Regions from separate parts of the Homo sapiens genome. Here region 1 is linked to region 2. Evidence: chromatin loops called from intact Hi-C (ENCODE). Cell type or tissue: endothelial cell of umbilical vein. All regions are shown on one strand.

Region 1 (4,000 bases), 240 kb before region 2:
AATGTCTTAGAGTTTAATATTAAATATAGTTAAGAAATTTTAGAAAAATAAACCTGAGACTAAAATGATAAAGAAAAGAAACAAATATATTATTGATACCATTTTGTATGTTTATTATTGATCACCCAAATCATTCACCCCATACCTGTGCCTTTCTGTCATCTGGAACAATGTTACCCTTAATGATGTTATTTTAACAGACAGAATGATGACAGTTTAATCTTGATATGGGAGTAGGCCTATCCAGTTAACTCTGGTTTCTCAACTCACTCACCTCTAACTCTTACAGAAGATATTTAAGCATAATCCTAATCTTTTACCACTATTCCACTCACTTATCCTCACTACTTTGTCACTCTTGAGCTCTTTCCTGTCTCCACTATCCATGCTCAAGTAGGTCTTGGCTACCTTTCTGCTCCAAGAAGAGATGATCATTGTCAGGAAAAGTCACTGTAGCCTCCTTACATACAAGCCTCCTTACATACATTTCAAGTTAGTGACCTGGGTCCTCTGATGTTCTGCCCTAATTTTAGCTATCAAACATCTTCCCTAAGAAAAACTTTCTATGTGAATAAAATTCATCCTTTTGAATTAATTAAGTTCATAGGTGTCATTGTTACTTAACTCAAGATTATGAAAACCTCAGCACCAAAGCATACATTCTCACCAAATTTCAACTCTCAGCTCTATTGCATGCAACACACTCAAACATCCCAATATTTGTAGGTAAGGAGACATCCATATCATATTTCATATCCTAATATTGGAGATTTGTGTTAGTTATGTGTGAGTACCTATATATAATTCCAAAACTTGGCATTATTTTCCTACATACACCAAGAATTTAATTTGTTTATTTTTTTGCAATTTATAAATGATTGACCCAATATATAAATATATAGTCTACATGCATGTTTTGTGTCTTAATAAATCTGTTAGTCCTCAATTACAATTGGCAGTCCAGTTCATTCAATAAACTATTAAAACTTCCTTAATGTTCACAAAAGCCCTAATGAAATAGTCTCAATTGGAAAATGTGGACACTGCGCCTTAAACTTTTACAGAACCTGTGCATAGCCATACTGTTGAATCACAGAAGAGGCATGTCTAAAACAAGCAGAACTTTCTCAGAATCCATGCTATTTCCATCTATATAAAGCTGGAAATAACACTAAGATTATGGGTAGTAAATTTAGTAAATACCTTAGGTGTTAATCAATACTAATAAGCAATAGGAAAGAAATATTTTCTTTTCAAATCTTAAAGTATAAACTGTCAACTCAATGTAATCGTTCCCAAGGACTAGGAAATGTAATGGCAAAGTAAAATCACTGGACACTTGTTGAGTGTCCACATATGTGTGGTCAGGTAAGTTTTACACATAGTAGTAAATGGTCACCTATATGTTATGATAAAGTGATTCTGATGTAATGTTTTGACCACCAAATCTTTCCAAAAATAATAAAACAAGTTGCTTAAACTGGTATATATCTTTGAATAGTCCACCTTATCAATATGAGAACATGGTTTTGGTATAAAGGGTACCTGAGTTACACACACACACACATACACACACACACACACACTTTAAGACTTGGTGGCAGCCTTCATTAAATGCTATATAACACAAATTATTAGATTTGAGAAAATGACAAAACAATATAGGGCTCCGGGATTTTGATATTATTTATTTATGAAACTGTTATGAGTTTTTTTAAAAAAAATCTTTTCAACTTTTAGCTCAGAAAAAAATGAGTTAAATCTTGAGTTTTACAAAGATACAACCTGAAGTTTTCCTAGAAGGAAACAAAAGATGTATTCACCCAGAAGGAAATGAATCATGCTTAGGAACTGGGGTCTGTATTTGAAAACAAAAGACAAAGAACCATCACTACAACTTGACACATTTCGACAAAGTTGTAAAGATTATGAAGTGAAAGTACAAAGGAGGAGGCTTTTCATTAAATTAGTGGTTAGCTAGGACTCTATGAAAAGCGTCATGGCTTGTAAAAGATTATCCATTATCAAACCTCATTTTAACATCTTTTTTTACAGATAGTGGAAAACTTTGATGACACATGAAGCCTATTGCCACTTAGGATTTCTAGGAGGTGGTTTTTTAATAGTAAAAGTTATAACAATCAAGTACATACCTTCTTTTTCTCTGGGATACAACTGTATCAGGTCCCAGCTTTCAAGCGGCTAGTGACCTGGCAGCCCTTACCTGGCCTATTGCAAGAATCAGTCTGGGAGAACAAGAGGCAGTAAGGAAAGGAAATGGCATATATGAAAGAACAGAAGGATATAACCTGAGGCTGCATTGTCCATGATTTTAAATTCTAGTTTGAGGAGTCTGTGTCTTACAATACATGAAAGATTTCAAGAAATTGTCAGATGAAAGTAGTTTTTGGTAAATTGACTTAGCTTACTTCTTAGCTAGAACAAATCTTAAATGCAAAATAACATTTATACTTACAAATAAATAGCTGCATTAGAGGATTTTTACTGACTGATATATCACTAAGATTTTAATAAGATGACTGATAATTAAAATATAAAATTGGAACATAAAATTAAATTGAGCAAACTCACAAATTTGGAGAAGCATTGGCTAATTTGTTATTTTCACTATCTTTGCTAAAATGCATATAAATATATTTTGGAGGGAAATGAGTATAAGTTGAAATTTTATATAATGTCATTAATTATCAGATACACAACAAATTTATCTTGCTTAAAGGGGGCATGTTGGCTAAAATGATTCAGAAGAAAATAATCAGATTTCTCCCATTTACCTAAGTCAACAGAAAATATAGATGGGTGGTAATTTTTTAATAATAAGGACATAATATAAAATCCCCCTAAATTTTTAATCTTTTCTTTATGCAAGCCTTTTGTCATCAATATAGGATCATGTTGAATATTTTCCCATTCTGGAAATAAAACAATAATAACTAACATTTATTAAGCACTTTACATATAATAATTCCTTTCATCTCACATTGATTTTATGAAGTAATTTACATTTATCTTCATTTCATGATGAGGAATCTGAGACACCATGAGATTAAGTAACTTGCCTAAGGTCACACAATTAGTTGGTAGTTTCTTGGATAGTTAGCCATGCACTTTTAACCAATGCACGAGTTAGCTTAGCTATCTTCACTTTCCTCAAGCCAGCATTCTTATACTCTTGTACTTTCTCTTCATAGCAAACTTGCACGCAGATAATTGTTTTGCCGCCTCTGATTCCCTCCCCAGTGCCTGCCTTCCACCCATCAAAGTGGCACTGCAGCCACTCTTGCTTCTGCCATCCTGACTTCTGCACAGCTATATCTAAGGATACTCCTTGGTTTTTATGTTTTTCAAAGCTCTGCAGCATCTTTCACTTCTGGACACTCTTCAGAGTGTTTTCTTTTCTTGTTTTCTCTGGCATCATCTTATTTTTGTTCAAGCAATAAAGTTGGTTTTTCTTCCTCAATTTCCCTTTCTTCCCTCCCTCTGCTAAGGACATTTAAAATGCATGAACCGACCCTTATTTGTACCAAATTTGCTAACCACTAATTTAATCAACAGGACACTTAACAGAGGGAGGGAAGGAAGTGGCCAAAATCAGATTTACTAAGAAACGATCTGGTCAAATTATGTCTAAGGACACTTAGCAGAGGGAGGGAAGGAAGGGAAGTTGAGAAAAAACTGAGAGAGTAGAGTATAACCTTCTTCTCCTAACCACTTCCCATGTGGATGTTGACTTTGACAATATGAGTTACTTTGGCCAATGGAAAGTCAGCATCTTGAAACAAGTGGCAGCCTTAAATGCAGCAGCTTGGCTTGGCATCTCAGGCTTCTGTGACCCACCATAGTAAGAACATACATATTCCAAGTAGTAGGTGGCTGAGGACAGTGAGGAAACACATGGAGCAGACTTGAGTCTAACCTGCAGCCTGGAGCCAGGCCCAGATGATCTTAGCTGAGTTCAGCAGAGGAATAGCAGACTTGC
Region 2 (4,000 bases):
AACAAAACAAAATAAGCAAAACATCCTTCTAAGGAGAAGAAAATCTAAAATAGGTTGTAATGAGAGACATAATTTTCCCGGTACTGATGTTCATCCACTCATTAGGCTAAAACACAAATCATCTGCTGACTGCTAATGTTTAATTTGCATCTATGCTAATTAATTTTGAGAGCTGTTATTTGCTTTGATAGGATTACTTGTTCCGCTAGAGAACAACCTCACCAAAAAGCTGTAATTTCTAAATCTTCAATGGATCTTAGAAACAGATTTCTAGCTCATCCAAATAATGTAAAGATGGCTTCCTTTTTGAAAGTTATTCTCTGCTATATGTTCTTTGCATTATTGTGCTCTTACACTAATGCACTGTAAAGCCATGTATTACTTCAAGAAGTAAGAAAATATACAAAGAACAATATTTAAATACACAAACATCATTAAATACAATCAAATGGAGGAAAGCAGAAGGAATTTTTACCTCTAAACAAAGTTTGATGTAATTTTCTTTAAAAAAATATCAAACAGGGACATCAAATTTACTCAGGTACTGAATTTTTAAAAATAGTGTGTAAATACAGCATTAGAGATATAAATCTTAGAAAATCTCTATTTTGCATAGTGTAGGATTCTTTCAGCTGTTATTATAGAAAAGCAAATATATTAATATTTTCATTTGAGATCTGCAAATATACTAAGCAATTACAACGGCCTGTAAAATTCATATTCATATTTCTCATTTTTATCCAAATGTTAAATCTGATTTTTAAATTATGACAATTAAGATAAAGCATACAAACAGTGTGGTGCTGAAACACTAAACAGGAACTAGTAGCACACACAGCTAAAAAAAATGTAAGGGTGTAAATATCAAGCTGAATAGCATTGCAATTAACGTCTGACTTAGGTAATTACATCCCATGTTTGACATAATGCATAATTCTTGACCCATTTTACTAAGGGCTATTATGTACTATGGACTATTCTGTACTCTCAGGAGAAGTGAACTGTGAACTGGTTAATTTAAAGCCAAAACTCTCCAATAAGTTTGATATGCTGTTAATATTTTTATCACGTAAACATTTTTTCTTATAGAAATATCATTTAAGCAAAAAGAAGCACAATAAAGTATAATTATTTATTATCATATTAATCATCTCATTGCTTTTCCAAATCTAATCACAGAGAAAGAAGTATCAGTCTTATTTCTCTCTCTGCTTACCTGAGGGAAATTTTATTTGTGGCAGTATCCCGGCAAATGGCTTTCTTAGTTACCTTTCTGCATATCTGAACCACATATCTAAACAGCACATACAGAATGCGTAAAAGAAACCATGTAATATGACAGTAAAGTGACTTCTCCAGAAGTTACCTTACTTTAATAACATGTGCAAGTACAAAAAATCATTCGTCTTTCAACAAGTTGTTAGCTGAGGTAGGCACATTTTATTTTTCGAGAGAAAATCTTTCTAAAGGAAACTAGCCCACAAAGGCGGATAGCACCAACAATTAGTCACGTTAATAGTCAAATCTTTTGGGGGGAAATAAAAAGCAAAGAGCATACTCACATTCCTTTCAGGCGCTGCCACATTTTTTCAGTCTGTTCTCCTGTAAGATACTTAAAAGTGGTGTTTTCCAATTCTTCAATCTCTGTGGCACTAGACCCCATGATGATGCTCCTAAGACAATACAGTTACAGTCAGTTTCAGCAGCTAGAACAAGCATTCCTCAGTCCATTACAAATCTTACACACTTATACAGTAGCCTCTCTTATCTATCAAAACAGTGCTGATGTACAAAGCTGAGGGAAGACTCTGACAGATTTGCTATTGACTTTGACAGGCATATATCCACTGCTCACCACCTCACCACCCCCCTAAGCAGACAGCAGTATAAACAGATGCTCTGACCTCACAAGAACAATCCGTACATGTGAGCCTGCTACTGTACTACTGACCGACTGAGTACTCAAGCTCTCCCCAAAAGCAGCTCATCTGTTACTGTTCTGTGCACTGAAGCACATCAGAATTCCTACAGTTTACGAGCTCTATTATGCACAAGAGAAACGTGAATGACTTTCGCGCTCCAGAAGAAGCTGAATTCCTCTCTACCAACAGAACAAGGGCAGGATGTAATAAGGAAACAGATGGTAGGAGCCAGTATCAGCAGCACCACCATGAGAAAAAAAAGTGCCTGTTTAAATGCCAAGGTTTTTTTCTCTAAATTGATCTGAAACTAACACTTAAAAATGTATCATCATCTAACAATAAATGCAACAAATATTAATGATAACAAAGAGAAAATAACATCTAAAGCCATACAGAAGAACACAGCTCCACAGGTTGTTATTGCAAGAATATGTACATCAACTGATGCTGTAAGCATGCTTATTCACCTTCTCCTAGCAACTCCACACAGTAGGTAACTGCCAATTTAACCAGTGGAAAATACGGCAGCTGCACACAGCCTGCTCTATGAATCCTTTGGGGATTAAAAAATAAATAAAATGAAACTAGTGTAAATGCACTTGTGTGTGTGTGTGTTTTTTGAAGGAAAAGGGAATAGATTTGTGTGTGTGTGTTTATGAGAGAGAGAAGGAGAAAGGGAGAGAGGGACAAGAGAGAAACTGATGGTTTGCGGCTTGTGCATTTTAGAAGAGAAATGAGAGAGAGTGGACATAAAAGGAATCAGAACTGAGTCGTCTGCCAAGCTCCTAACACATGGCGAGCTTTCTTTGAAACAAGCACAGACCTTAAGTATGAGCACCATAACAGCTCTTGCTATCTGCAAGCTGCTATAGAAAATATACTTATAAACAATATTTCTTCTTGTTTGTTTGAAAACCCAGATGTAGTTTTATTTCTTCTTGCAAGAAAACTTGCCTGTTACTATGAGTTTTAAGGTAGAGACATTCAAAGATTGGTAATAACATCCAATATTTGTTGAATATTTCTGATGTTTCAGACAATGTTCTCAGTACCTATTACATATTACCTTTTTAAATTCTTACAAGATGCCTGTGAGATAGGCAATACTCCTGTTCAACAGTTGAGAAAACTGAGAAACAGAGACATTCTCCAGATTTAAAGCTAATTCTTAAAAATGGGAACTATTATTAACAATTAGTCTTCCAATGTAAAATTACTATGTCTATACAAATGACACTGATGCTATCTAGTAGTCAGTTATAATGTGTACGTAAAAAGGACCTTTGCAAAATGTTATAGAAAATGGCTTCTGATTTGCAAATTATAAGAGGGTAAATCAAGTGAGGCTTCCATTTTCCTTTCTCAGACAAGATATTTCCAGAATTCAATCTGAATGTAATGTCTTTAGCTAGCAGACAGCTTTGTGAAATTAAAACTTCATTCCTATAAGCATTTACCAGAGTTGTCAGAAATAAGTGAATCTTTGCCCTGAAAGTACCAATTTTACCCTCACTGTGCCTTCATTTGTAATCTTAGCTATATTCATGTAATAAACTGTTACCTGATATTTCTTTAATGAAACAGTCAACAAACATCTATGTTCTGCTTTCAAAGAAATATTGCAGCCAAAAATCTCCATAGATAGCAAGTACTCTATAATTATTATTTTATGAATCAAGATACCTAAGTCCTTGAGGCTATACAGATGATTTTCTAAATATGACATGAAATGTCAAGACCTCACATTGACCAGCTTACCAATAACATTGCAAAGTAAATAAAGAATGAGAACTATTCTACTTAAGTATATGTCTAAGAATCTTGTTTCAATACTACAATTCATTTGCCCTTTGCTTTCACTATGTAACTTCTATCACACATTGATATTTAAGACCTCAAGGTATACTAATTCGGTCACTTACTAGAAAAAAATCCTTAATCATTTCATTAAATGTTTCATAAAATAAAATTTTGAATAATAAACTAGATAAAATAGCTTATTATTTAAATCCTTGACCAAGATAATCTTCATCCTTAGGAAGTATCAAAAAGTTACTTCTGTTAACATAGAGAATTCA

What was found. A loop is a pair of places that touch in the nucleus more often than their neighbours do. Peaks named below come from ENCODE experiments on the same cell type or tissue, not always from the same donor. Only the 100,000 strongest peaks of a DNase experiment are listed, where the experiment ranks them.
Region 1: it touches region 2 in a loop (2.5-fold over the local background); 1 of 110 quality-filtered maps calls a loop at or near these places.

What each region holds. Positions count from the first base shown.
Region 1 is chr2:182,281,853-182,285,852 of GRCh38, forward strand. The region is part of intron 1 of PDE1A (phosphodiesterase 1A); the gene reads right to left. Among named protein-coding and RNA genes, the nearest start is that of PDE1A, 140 kb to the right of the region's middle. In endothelial cell of umbilical vein, no CTCF peak of the experiment used is centred here; a DNase peak (open chromatin) is centred at 1,869; H3K27ac peaks cover 1,056 bases.
Region 2 is chr2:182,520,714-182,524,713 of GRCh38, forward strand. It overlaps a transcript of PDE1A not described here. Among named protein-coding and RNA genes, the nearest start is that of PDE1A, 96 kb to the left of the region's middle. In endothelial cell of umbilical vein, no CTCF peak of the experiment used is centred here; a DNase peak (open chromatin) is centred at 2,128; H3K4me3 peaks cover 524 bases; H3K27ac peaks cover 602 bases.